Linked DNA regions of Mus musculus: region 2 is linked to region 1. The links are chromatin contacts, found by Hi-C in ENCODE. All regions are on one chromosome and are shown on one strand. The core of a region is the stretch at or near the end of the contact, and the rest is flanking DNA. Distances in the headings are between cores, read along the strand shown.

Region 1 (7,032 bases), core at 2,854-5,353:
ACCAATCTTTTCTCCCAGCCACCCTGTTCACAGTACACTCAGTCTTCTCTTCTACTTCCCTTCCTGCTCTGTGGAGCCAACCTTGTATACTCCTCGCCATGAACCTGCTAATTCGGTGTCCTCCTGACCTAGTCACTCCTCTGAGAGGAAACCCCTGGTCCCAAGTATTGATGCTTCACAGCAGGGACTAAACGTCAACACCAGTTTGGGTGAGCGTTCAGACAGTAATAGAGGGATGCCGGAGGAAAGGTTAAGGAATCAGAGGCAGGAGGCTGCCAACACTACCTAGGGTGTGACCCATGGAGTCGCATGAAGTCGTCCCATGGTTGAGGGTGACTTAGGTCAGGGCAAGGCTGCAGACAAGTGTGGAGTAATGGCCAACCAAAGGGAAGACTTTGTGTGAATAGGAGAAGCAGGGACAGGCACTGAGCGGCTTCACGTGAGCAAGGCGTCCTTTGCTCCAACAAATGTCTTTGGAGATGCCCATTCCTCATATTCTTTTTACTGTTGAGTCCTCAAGCCCAGCGGGATTAAGAATTTTCTCCAGTTCACCCAGCAAGGGGAAGCAGTCACCAGCTCCAAATGCAAGCCCAAGCATCTTTCTACCATTACACACTGACGGACCTTGAGTCTTTAAAACCAGGTCATGGTCATGAGAGATGACTCAGTGGTTAAGAGCACTGACTCCTCTGAGTTCAAATCCCAACAACCACATGGTGGCTCACAACCATCCGTGATGAGATCTGATGCCCTCTTCTGGGGTGTCTGAAGACAGCTACAGTGTACTTATGTATAATAATAAATAAATCTTTTTTTTTTTTTTGGTTTTTCAAGACAGGGTTTCTCTGTGTAGCCCTGGCTGTCCTGGAACTCACCCTGTAGACCAGGCTGGCCTCAAACTCAGAAATCTGCCTGCCTCTGCCTCCCAAGTGCTGGGATTAAAGGCATATGCCACCACGCCCGGCTATAAATAAATAAATAAATCTTAAAAACTAAACTAAACTAAACTAAACTAAACTAAACTAAAACCAGGTCATTATTGTTCCCATTTTACAGATGAGTAGGAATGGGGTGGGGGGAGATAATACTTGGCTTGGGGGCACTCAGGTGCTTAAGTTGAAGTAAGGGTTTTAACTGCAGCTCAGCAGTGGAACACGTGCCTGTGTGCATGAGGCCCTAAGATCAATCCCCAGTACTGCCAAAAAAGAAAGGGAGGAAGTTTGGGTTTTAAATAGGGTTTTACCATGAAGCATTGGTCTGCCTGGAATGTGCTGGCCTCGACCTCACAGAGATCCCATTGCCTGTCTCTTGAGCCCTGAGATTAAAGGTGTACACCACTGTGTCCAGCCTAGTAGTTCTGGGAATAAAAAACTGAGGCAGGGAGGATAACTCAGGGATGGATGGAGTGCTTGCTTACTATGTCCAAAGTCCTGAATCCACCTCTAGGACCAAAAAAAAAAAAAAAAAAAAAAAAAAATGCTTGAGCACTGTTATATATTGACATCTTAAATAAATGAATGCTTTTGTTATCCGGAATGTTAGTGCAGCAGAACCATGCTTGCTTTCCGCAAGGTGACACGATTTTTTTTTTAATATTAATTCATGGTGACCTATGAGTTGAATGGCCCAGAAATGTGACCAAGGCGGGAGTGGGGGTGGGGAAACCATCTGATAACAGTGTCTTCCTTCAGCCTTGAGTTCCTTGTGCTCTGAATACACTCACTGCCCAGCCTATCAAATCCAGGCCCTCTGTGAAGGGCAATGTCAGGGCTCCCTTATGCTACTCGTGAGGAACCAGGCTGGCCTGTGACTCCAGGGCTGACCCACAGAGGTTCTCTAGGGCTCTTCAGTCAGCATCCTGGACCTGGGTCACACTATTCTGGGTCCAGTAAGCAGTCCCTAAAAGAGAGTCCAGGTTCCAGCCATATAGGGGTGCCAGGGGGCTCTGATAGAGGCATGGGCAGCCCTTGGCATGAGTGTGCCACCTCTGCTTCCTTATCTAGCCCTAAGGTAGTCGTTCTGCTGAGTAGGCCTCGTACATATCCTTGCCAGGCCTGTTCTCAGAGACAGTGCCACCCGCTGGCTCTTCTCAGTCAGTGTCTGTTCCTTCATGGAACCAAGAGGCCTGGGGATCTGCCTGCATGTGACAACTGTCTGTGCACCCCACTTCTCTCCATTGTCATGGGCCTAGATGTCACCCCCATTAAGGATGTGCTTGCCTGACATCAAGCCTCTTTTTACCTCTGGCCGTGAAGGACCAACAGCATGGTGGGTCTCAGCCTTTGAAAGCAAATGGCCTAGGGTATGAATCTCTCTCTGGTAAGGTCTTCAGCCTACCAGAGAACTCAATTTCACTTCCAGCATGTGGCTACAACATCTACCTTATGAACTGCTGCAAATTTAAAGGTACATAGGAGAATTTTCCCACAGCAGGCTCTTACTAAATGTTCCCTCTTGCTGGCAAGGCTCCTTTGGTGTTTGGTTGTTTCCAAACATGACAATGCTCTGCTGAGGATTAGGACCTTGCGTGGTTAGAAACACATACTGCAGGCTGGAGAGATGGCTCAGTGGTTAAGAGCACTGACTGCTCTTCCAGAGGTCCTGAGTTCAATTCCCAGCAACCACATGGTGGCTCACAACCATCTGTAATGAGATCTGATGCCCTCTTCTGGGGTGTCTGAAGACAGCTACAGTGTACTCATGTATATAAAATAAATAAATCTTAAAAACCATACACTGCTCTTACAGAGGACCCAAATTCAGTTCCCAGCACACACATGCGGTGCCTCACAGCTCCCTGTAACTTCTGGTCCAGGACCAAATGCCTTTGGCTTCCACGGGTGTCTGCACGCAAGTGGACACATGCCTCCAGGGAACAACTTGTGGGAGTTGGTTCTCTCTTCCCACCATGTGGGTCTGAGGGCTCTAACTCAAGACTTGATGGCAGGCATCTTTACCAGCTGAGTCATCTTGCCAGGTCCAGCATCCTTCTTAAAAGCAAGATGAGCCGGGCAGTGGTGGTGCACGCCTTTAATCCCAGCACTTGGGAGGCAGAGGCAGGCAGATTTCTGAGTTTGAGGCCAGCCTGGTCTACAGAATGAGTTTCAGGACAGCCAGGGCTACACAGAGAAACCCTGTCTGGGAAAAAATAAAAACAACAACAAAAAAAAGCAAGATAACTGATGCTTGTGTTCTAGCCAGTTCCTACTGTTGGACAGTGTGTCTGGAATCAGTGGCACAAGCTTAGGGATTCTTAGGTCTTTCCATGTGTCCATGAATTCCTTCCCATGTACTTCCATCGGCGCCAGATTTACAGCCTTACTTGCCAATAGGTAATACATGTGGCTGAGCATTGATCATTGTGTGGGGAACTCTGCAGACTCCACTATGCCAGCATGGGGTACCACTGTCTTGTGGAAGGAAGGGAGGAAGGAAGGAAGGAAGGAAGGAAGGAAGGAAGGAAGGAAGGAAGGAAGACATAAATAAAATAAAATAAAGATGTAAAGAGTTGGGGAGATGTCTATTTATGTTGAGTAGCACAAGCTGTATGTGAATAATATTCCAACGGTCATTCCTGTGCCCTCTCGGACAGGCTTGAAAGACTAAATGCATGTAGATGGCATAGAACTGATGGTTTTCATTTTCTTCCTCATGCTTTTCTGTACCCGCCCCCCCACGCTTCTCGGGTCTGGGGCAGTCTCTCCTTTTTCCTTTACTTTCTATTCATTCATCTCCTTTAAAGTTCATGAACTGAAAAAGGAAAGGATCTTAAGTGGTGGGTAGCTCAAGTCGGAGGCTTGAGGCAGGATTGCCAAGTGTTTGAAACCAGCCTAGATTACCGAAGGTGTGTCCTAAAAAGGATGAGGGGAGGGGGGTGATGGGGATAGTGATTCCAGTCTGGGAATTCTTTGTTCTAATCTGGATGAGTGATGAGCATCCTCTCTCCCAGTTCACCCGAACAGGGCGGGAAAGGCCAGGCATCGACGGGACGCGCAGAAGTTGGGGCGTTCTACATCTTCCTTCTGCCCTGCTCCCATCACCTGGAGCTTTCCTTCTAGGGGTACTGGGCTCGGGAGGCCCCGCGGGACTCTCGCCGGTTGGGTAGAGCCCGAGGCGCGTGGGCGGCACCATGGTCAGCTGTTCCGCGTCCGCCCCGCCCAGTGTCCCGGTCCTTTAAGCGTCTCCCTGGTCTCGGAGCCCAGCGTTCAGAGCAAGCGGCCAGCAGTGCGGAGCATGGCCTGGAACACCAACCTTCGGGGGCGGCTGCCCATCACCTGCCTGATCCTGCAAGTGACCATGGTGGTTCTCTTTGGCGTGTTCGTGCGCTACGACATCCAAGCCGATGCTCACTGGTGGTTGGAGAAGAAGCGCAAGAACATCTCCAGCGACGTTGAGAACGAGTTTTACTATCGCTACCCGAGTAAGTCCTATGGCCCGCAGATTCACTTAAGGAGTCTCCTGATAGACCCTAGCTAGTTGGGCGGGCGCCTGACTGGGCTCCGCATTAGGTCCGCCCCTGGCTCTGACAGGCTGGAGATGGAGGGGGCCAATGATGCCCCACAGTTCCCAGCTGGTCCCAGGGTAGAATCTGCACCAGGGTACAGCCTGAGCCAGTCACTGGAGAAATGGTCAGATGTGCTCACACTTTGAAAGTCTGGTAGAGGCAGTCACCTGAAACAAGTGGGCCGATTTTGTGATTGTTGTTTGGTTAGTTTGAGTTTTTTTTTTCTTCTTCTTCTTCTTCTTCTTTTTATTTAACCTTCATCTCTCTCCCAGCCATCAGATGCCTCCTGTGTCCCTGGCCTACTTGGTGTCGTCAAAAGCCAGAATTCCACCTTTACCACCTAAGTAGCAGGTGATCTGGCTTGCACACACCTCACATATAGATAGATGTCAGGGATCACAATGATGGCATGATAGCTCTCCACTTCTGATACTGAGACTGTGTGTGGGACCAGAGGTGGTGCTGGGCCACAAGGTCCCAGGGTTTGGGAAAAAGCCAGTGGCCACCCTTCCTTTTCCTGGGATTTTTCTGCATCCGTGAAGCTATGAAGCTATGGCTAAGAATATGGCTGTAGGGGCTGGAGAGATGGCTCAACAGTTAAGAGCATTGGCTACTTTTCCAGAAGACCAGGGGTTTGATTCTTAGCCCTTAAATGGTTGCTCACAACCATCTATAACTCCAGTTCCAGGGAATCTGATGCCCTCTTTTGCCCTCCCTGGGCACCAGGCACACATGTCAAGCATTCAGGTAAAACACTCTAACAGATTTTTAAAAGACGATGAAGAAGAATATGGCCCTTAAGTGACAAACCTCTCTTCTATCGTGGCTCTGCTGCTTCAGGGTGGGCGGTCTCAGGCCGGTGCCAATCAAAATGAACCTTAACTTCCTTCTCTATGGGGTGATGGTGTGAGGAGGGGTGTGAGGGACAGGACTGGGAGCAATCCTCACTTTACAACAAAGCAGTCAATCACAAGAGCACTACACACAGGCACCTTAAGACTTTAGGCATCTCTGGGAGCTTATGAGCAGCCCAAGGTCACTCCAGGCAGCCTAACCTTGGACTCCCAGCCCAGGACCCAGTCATTGCCCTTGTGCTTTCTGAGAGTTTCCACTTTGTCCACTAGCAGCCAATGACAATTCCTCTACCAGTTGGTGCTCATGCAGTCATGGGCCATTGAATTTTTTTTTGAGGGAACTCTGAAGGTTTTCTCTCCAGCAGCTGCCTATATCAACCTTTGTTCCCTCTGTGGCTTGTATGCTCAGCAGCGGAGCATTCTCTGTTTCTGGAAATAAAGGGGCTCAATTCAGGGCTGTGTGTTTCAAAAGAGGTCTCGGCATCTGTAGTTTCAGAATCCATAGTGCAAACCCGCTTTTCATGTTGCCAAACTTTCCCCTTCTGGGTGAGGACCTGGTAAGCGAGCGGGGAAGCAGGCGAGCTTAGTATTCTTCTTTTTTTTTTTTTTTTTTTGGTTTTCCAAGACAGGGTTTCTCTATGTAGCCCTGGCTGACCTGGAACTCACTTTGTAGACCAGGCTGGCCTCGAACTCAGAAATTCGCCTGCCTCTGCCTCCCAAGTGCTGGGATTAAAGGTGTGTGCCACCATGCCTGGCAGGATTCATTCTTGACTCTCCAGCTGTTTTGCTCACATCTGGGCACCAGAGTCAGCCCCTCAGGAAAGGGCAAGGCTTCCGTAGGTGTTTGTAGTTCTTTTATCTTTTTTGGTAGATAGTCATCAAGACCCCACAATGGAAAGCTATAAAACCTAATGTCCCTTAAGAAGGGATGTGGTCTTCAGTCTCCCCAGCTCCTATCCTGTCCCTCCATCGTAGCCACTTGTCTTCTTTTCTGTCACTCCATTAGCATTTATTGACATGACCAAGGGATGCTGGCAGCAATGAGTCAGGACCAAGACATAAACCCTGACCGTCCCCGTGAATTAGGGTTTCTGGTCCCTCTGAACTAACAAGTTGTGCACCCTGGGTCTCTGGTCCTCAAGGACTCCTAGATTTATTGGGAACACAGCTCTGCTTCTCATACCACCCAAGGCCAGTGGTGCTGATGCTGGTGCTCTGAGCAGACAGCCAGTCTCTGACACTGGGGAGTTCTGGTTGCTGCGGAGGGGGCAGGGCAGCCAAGGGACCTCTGAAAGGGAAGCCTGGGAAGTGGGGTAAGAGGCTCAGAATGGCCTGAGAGAAGGAGGAGCATGCTCTCTTCTCTGAGAGCCCTAACCACCAAGGATGCACCCGCCCCCCAGTTGCCCTTGTCACTAATTCCTACAGATATGGGGGAGCACTTGCATGCAAGCAGGAAGTGGGAGGTAACCTTGGCCTCGGTGTTCCTTGGCAAGGACAGGAAGGACTGAAGTACCTGTAACCAAGCATGGGCTCTCTCCTTGATCATCTCTACCATCCCTAAGGGGAGACATTGCTACTCCCCATGCCCATTTCACAGATGAGAAAACTAAACCCATGTACCAGACGTGTCTCACACAAGTCACTCAATAGGAGAGTGAGCTCATCCTGGGGTCT
Region 2 (7,032 bases), core at 2,460-4,959, 160 kb before region 1:
TAAAAATCAAAAGCATTTAGGCTGGGCATGGTGGTACACGCTTTTAATCTCAGCACTTGAGAGGCAGAGGCAGGCGGATTCCTGAGTTTGAGGCCAGTCTGTATACAAAGTGAGTTCCAGGACAGCCAGGGCTATAGAGAGAAACCCTGTCTCAAAACAAACAAACAAACAAACAAAAAATCAAAAATGTTTAAAGAGAGCTGTAAGGAAATGCCAAGGGCTGGGAACCCAGCCCAGGGGCAGAACATCTGCCTAGCATTCCAAAGTCCTGGGGTTCCACACCAATCAAAACAGCAAGCAAACAAAATTTAAAAACCATATATACACTTGGCTGACCTGGAATTCAGTATATAGACCAGGCTGTCTCTGAACTCATGGACATCCACCTGCCTCTGCCTCCATTGTGCTGGGATTAAAGGCTTGTGCTACCGTGCCTGGCTCTAAGAAGTTTTGCGAAAGATTTACAAATTTAGGCTGGCCTCAAACTCAGAGATCCGCCTGCCTCCGCCTCCCAAGTGCTGGGATCAAAGGCGTGCACCACCAATGCTTTCTGTATAAAGCCCAGACACAGTTTCAAAGGTCTCTGGGGTTTCCCATAGTCACCACGAGTGGGTGTCAGACCCAGACTCTGGCTTGCAGGCCCACAGCCATGTTTCAGAAGGAGCCCCAATGTGGAACCCTCAGATTCTCCAGGGTTCACCTCACCCCAGGAAGCAGTGCCCTCAGCCCCAGCCTTTGAAATAATGCTTTTTCACATGAGAGATGTTAATCCCTCAGAGTCTGATAAACCAACAGTGACTTTCACTGAGGAAAATCCCAGACAATACAATACTGATGTTCGTCAAGGCCCACCAATAGTTTCTTCTAGACCTACAGCCAGACTCAAGGCCAAGCAGGCCCCTGGAGGGGAGGTAGAAAGTGTAGTCCGTGAGGAAGTGTGCTACACTACTACGGAGCTTAGTGAGTTTGCTAATTCATTCAAGCAGAAGTCTGGGGAGTGTGTGTGGGAATGGACTTTAAGGGTGTGGGATAATGGTGGAAGGAACTGAGTTCATTGACGTGGACCCACTGTAGTCGAGATTCTAGATTTAATATGGAAGCTCCCACAATTAAAAAGGTGTCAAGGGTTTGTTTAATTGGTTGGCTGAAGCATTTATCAAAAGATGGCCTACTGACAGAAAAGGAGTTGGAGACGCCTGACATCCCTTGGCTGAGTGTTGACAAAGGGCTTGTAGGGCTCAGGGAAACTTCAATGCAGAGTGGATACATTGTGTAAAACCTCATGTCCACAATGGGAAGGCCCAGAAGACGTGCCCTTCACTAGCCCTGTAAGACACAAACTGGTGAGAGGGGCACCAGCACATTTGAAGAGCTTTGTTGTTGCCCCTTTCCCTGTGCCAGACCTTAGGGTTGGAGCTGCTACTGCTCTACTGGATGAATTCAATGCATTTAGATGGGCCCCGGAGTAGCAAGGGCCAGGTGGCAGCATCGAATCTCAGAAACAAGGTGATGGTAGTCATTATGATGGGCAGCACAGACAAGACAGCATTCATGGGGCTGGCGAGATGGCTCAGTGGGTAAGAGTAACCGACTGCTCTTCCGAAGGTCCAGAGTTCAAATTCCAGCAACCACATGGTGGCTCACAACCATCTATAATGAGATCTGATGCCCTCTTCTGGAGTGTCTGAAGACAGCTACAGTGTACTTACACATAATAAATAAATAAATCTTTAACAAAAAAAAAAAAAAGAAAAAAAGAAAGAAAGGAACAGTAGCTTGGCATTAAGAGTTTTAAAAAGGCCGGGCCGGGCGTGGCGGTGCATGCCTTTAATCCCAGCACCCGGGAGGCAGAGGCAGGTGAATTTCTGAGTTCGAGGTCAGCCTGGTCTACAGAGTGAGTTCCAGGATAGCCAGGGCTACACAAAGAAACCCTGTCTCAAAAAAAAAAAAAAAAAAAAAAGACAGCATTCATAATGACCCAGCTGGTAATGATGACAGGAGAGGTGAATTTTATAATGGCATGATACGTAGGAACCTTTGGTATTGGCTAATCAATCATGGTGTTTCCAGGCATGGCATGGGCAGGAAGCCCCCTGTATAAGCCCTTTCTTCCTACTCTTTTTGCCTAAAATGTCTGTCATGCAGGGCTGTCTTATCCTGTCCCGTGTTCCCCATTGTAATGCCCAATGACCATGAACTACAGTCTACAAAGCTAGGAGCCAAAGAAACCTTTTCTACTCACAAGTTAATCATCTGAGGTATTTTGTTACAGTGCCAGGAAGTTGACCGACACAATAATGATATCTCTCAAAACTAAAAACCAGGGGCTAAGGGGACAGCTCCATCTGTAAAGTGACAGTGCACAAATGTGATCAGTGCTGGGAAGGTAAGGGACAAAGGACCCCTGGGGCCTCAGAGGACAGCTAGCCTGCCCGGCCTGGCAAGCCCCAGGCCAGTGAAGGACTCTGTCTCAAAAACAAACAAATAGGGTTGAAGATGTCTCCGTGGCTAAGAGCACGCACTGCTCTTGGCAGAGGACCTGCATTTCATTTCCAGCACCCAAGTCGGGTGGCTCACAACTGCCTGTAACTCCAGCTCCAAGGGATCAACTCCGCTTTCCCAGGGCACTGAACTCACATGTAGATGCACCCATACACACCAGTACAACAAAATCAACCAAACAAATCAAACGGAAAAGCCAAAATAACCCGACCGGAAGTCCCCAAGGTAAGCGGTAACTAAAAATAAGAAGGGATAGCCTCGGAGGTGCTGGCCTCTATAGACACCACACACATGTCTCCTCATATGACCCTGCACATGTATGCACACATCTACAGAAAGTCATATGCTGAAGCAATATAAAGTCAGACACAAGCACATGCATGAAACCGGACCTTAACTTGGTGAAATGCCAGGCTGAGTGACCAGGAAGGAATGTCAATGGTGGTGCTGATGACTTGGGGTGGGGGTGGTGGGAGTATGGGTTATTTAAATTTACTTTTTTGCATATTCATGTTTTCCAAAGTTTTATAAATATGTATACACACACACTAAAAATACAATTCTCTTTCTGTTTTTGGAACAATGTTTTGCTACATTTGCTAGGCTGGTCTCAAATCCCCACCTTTCTGCCTCAGCACCCCAAGTGCTAAGGTGGCACGGTGGCACCATGTCTGGCTTCTCATCAGGTATCTATGACAAGATCACTTGGTTAAGGTGAAGGGAAGTGAGTTACCCAGACTGCGGTGGTCTGGTTGGTGGTCCAGGGGCCCTGGGTCAACTCCCACAGGCAGGTGTCATGTTACTGACCTCTGGGTAAAGTGGGAAATGTCACCCTATAAGGAGTAAGGCTGGCTGAGCATAGAAAGATGGGGAAGGAAGCAAGATTAAACTGGGAGGCCACAGAGCCCCGCCCACTCCAGGAGCAAAAGCAAGCTCAGACCATGGCCTTGGGAAGCACTCCACTACTGTTTGCAGTCTGTTTGCCAAAACAATGGCGGTGTTCTGTGGGAAAGCTACAGGAAAACACAAGGAAAACCACCACACCTGCTCACCGCCCCACTGTACCCATGTCCCACAAATACACACCCCCATCTTCTTCCTGACTCAAAACCAGGATGGGACTATCGTCATGGCTTATCAGTTCTCCCTGTCTTTTTCTTTTGAAAACTTCCATGCCTGTTAAAAGGGTGCAGAGTCCGATGGCCCTTCACCCACATTCGCTGACCTCAGCTCTAGTTCCCTTGGGCTCTCTATAAACATTTCCCTGGATTTCACCATCTCTTACCATTTTTACTTTCTGTCTCTATAAATACGCTCCTGAGTCATTTGGAAGTACAGTGTAGAAATCGTGACACTTTCCCCTACATTTATCTGAAGCGCAGGTCCCCAGGGTCCAGAATGCTCCTGAGCATTGCTGCCAAACCTCTGACCCACGCAGTGTCAGCCGAACAGCCCCTCCTCCAGAGTCCCTTCCTCTCCCAAGATCCATGAGACCGCGTTCCTTTCTTGATCAAGCAACAGACGTCCCCAAGTGAGATACAGAGAGCCTCTTAAGTTGCTCAGCAAAGAAGGGCAAAGCAGGCAGGGGGCTGGAGTGCAGCTCAGGGGTGGTGGCTAGCCTAGCAGGCAAAGAGGAAAGTGCAGGCTGGCCCTGCGAAATAGAAAGCAGAGGGGAACTGTGCTGCCACCTAGTGGTCATATTTAGGATTTCCCCAGGCTCCCACATGTCTGTCTCTTTCTCTGTCTCTCTCTGCGTCTGTCTCTCTCTCAACTGTTTTAGATTTATTTCACTTTATGTGTATGGGGGTTTTGCCTGCATATATGTGTGTTCACTGCATTCATGCAGTGCCCCAGAGGCCAGAAGATAATGTCACTTCCTCTGGAAGTGGATTACAGGCAGTTGTAAGCCACCCTGTGAGTGCTGAGAATCAAACCCCAGTCTTTTGCAAGAGCTCTTAACCTCTGACTCATCTCTCCAGCCCTCAGACATTCTGATTTTAACAGAAGGGGACAGCGTACCTACTGATGGGCTAAACATCATGTGGATTTGGGGCTGAACAGTCCACTGACCTCCGTAGTTTGCTAAATGGACATAGTATTAAACTGACTTCTACATACATGAATATGGACTGTTCAGCCCCAAATCCACATGTCTGTCCATGTTTGAATAAGGGTGGCCTCCACAGGCTCAGAGATTTGAAGGCTTAGTCACCAGGGAGTGATACTATTTGAAAAGATTAGAAAAATGTGGAGGTGTGGTCTTGTTGGAGAAAGTATGTCACTGTGAGTGGACTCTGAGGTTTCAGAACCCCACACCAGACCCTCACTCCTCTCTGACTGTCTGTCTCTCTCTGTGTCTCGTTCGTCTCTTTTTCCCCTTGGCGATCAAGATGTAGCTCTTGTCTATTTATCCAACTACACCTGCCTGTCTCCATGCTCTCTGCCATGATGATAATGGACTAAGCCTCTGGAACTGTAAGCCAGCCCCCAGTTAAATGCTTCCCTTTATAAGACTTGCCTTAGTCATGGTCTCTTACAGCAATAGAACACTAAGACACACACTATGTCTGGCACTTGGTATTTATTATCTTACCTAAAACCTACAAGCCCTAGAAGTTAGGCCTACTCAAAATACCCGCAACATGGCTCAGCAGTGGTAGATGCTCTGTATCCGTGAGCTTAGGGACAGGCACTGAAAGGGTGACCCAGCCTTTGTCTCCTAGCTAGTAAATGGGAGAGTCAAAGTTCACACCTAGGCCTGTCTGGTCTTAAACCTCTATATCTTGGCCATTGTACTTCCTGAGGGAGAGGTCTAAATGAAGAAAGGGGAGAGACTCTGATGAACCTCATGGGTGTTCCCCTGACTGAAGAAACCACAGAAGCTCAGAGGCTACTTTTTATGAGATAAGTCTTGGAAGGGGATAAACCTATCATCTGGGACGCTCCGGAAAGTCAGGCCAGGGATGAGACGAGCAACCCACAGTTGACCTCTTCCCACCCAAAATAAGCAGCCAGGCCACTGTGGGAACCGTCAAGGATTTATAGCGTCCTGAGATGCCCCGTGAAGTGAGACTCCTGTTCCTTCAGGGAGCCTGCGTCTGTTCATTGGGCTTTGTGAACAGAAAGGAAAGCAAGCAAAGGGTTGGGGAGGGTGAAGTGAATAAAGGATAAGACATCCACCCGCAATAGCCATCTGCGACGGAGAAGAGAATGAAATCAGTGGCAGACGGGCATTTCCTATAAACGGCCAGAGAGTAAACAACTCATACCTGAAAAGTCACGGGCTCTCCATTACAACCACTGCCATGGAGACACACAAGCGGCCACCGATTATCTGTGAAGCTGTGTTCCAGTGAGACTTTATTTAAAATCACTGGGCTCTGGACAGATAGACAGTGCTCAGGCCAAGAGCCCAGTGCTAGATGTGGGATACCTCCTTTTGAAATGTTTGTCAAGAAGGAGTACCAGATACCCCCACTCCCCAACAACACTCCGTATTGCTAAATGGACATAGTATTAAACTGACTTCTACATACATGAATATGGACTGTTCAGCCCCAAATCCACATGTCTGTCACTCCCTTCCCACCACGGCATAGGAACATCAAGGCAGAAGTGTGCAAAGTTCACAAGCGCCAGAGACCAGTGTAACACACCGTCTTCTGGACGTGACAGGGACACTGTCCCCAGGAACTCACCCCAGCTGTGGCTCCATACACAGGGACAGCACAGAGCAAGCCAATCAGCACTGCAGTGTGCGTGAAGAAGGGTGCAGAGGCCACCCTCATCTGAGAAGATACTGGGAGGGAACGTCCTTTTTCTCCTGTGATGTAGCCTCTGCCAGGTTCCCTATGCTCTAAAAAAATGGCTCCACAGCAATGTGCACATGAGCAGAACTAACTGGACCCAGTAGGTTTAAAAAACCAACAACAAAGTACACAAAGTTGGATGGGGATGTGGGGGAGGGCGTGTCTGAGGATGTGGAGCAAGGCAGTGGAAGATGAATATGATTAAAATATAATGTGTATACCCATGACATTCTCTAAGAATATAAAAAAAAACAATTATTATAATACAAAAGGAGGCGCTAGAGCACAGCCCTGGCACAAGAAAACAGTTTAATTTTCTAAGTGAGAAACAGCAGGTATGGCCACAGTCACGCGGGAAATGGAGTAAAGCCCTCCCTCCTCTCTGTCCCCCTTCCCTTCCCTTTCTTCTCTTTCTGTATGTGGTGTATGCTTGTATCTGTGTTCATACAGGTGCGTGGGCATGAATGCATGCTCTTTGAGAGCCATCTACCTTGTTTATTATAAAGATAATTTTTTATTATTTTATTTTATGTGTATAGAGCAACAGGTGAAATATTTCTCTGTCTTGTCTCAGCAGGAGCCATCATCGGTTTAACCTGAAACAGAACCCACCCTTTTTGCCCCCTTGCTGTGAAAAGCACCATGAGAAAGTATCCAACTCTGTTTCAGAAACTTGGGGTTGAGTTGAAAGGCCCCGCTAACTGCATTTTTGGGCTTCTGT

Evidence for each region. A loop is a pair of places that touch in the nucleus more often than their neighbours do.
Region 2: a map of left cerebral cortex shows a loop between it and region 1 (2.7-fold over the local background). The contact joins the enhancer-like site here to the promoter of Rhcg in region 1. A Hi-C loop is called at or near these places in 8 of 37 maps with a recorded cell type or tissue (adrenal gland, heart and left cerebral cortex).

What each region holds. Positions count from the first base shown.
Region 1 is chr7:79,614,728-79,621,759 of GRCm38, reverse strand. It overlaps Rhcg (Rhesus blood group-associated C glycoprotein), which reads left to right and starts at 4,103. Exons shown (of 11, transcript NM_019799.3): 1 at 4,103-4,420. The coding sequence starts at 4,234.
Region 2 is chr7:79,777,873-79,784,904 of GRCm38, reverse strand. The region is part of intron 17 of Wdr93 (WD repeat domain 93); the gene reads right to left. Among named protein-coding and RNA genes, the nearest start is that of Mesp1, 12 kb to the left of the region's middle. Within about 2 kb of position 3,709, at least 1 of the 3 ENCODE cell types and tissues checked has a DNase peak (open chromatin) inside an H3K27ac peak, as active enhancers do; it is heart, where a contact is called at or near this core.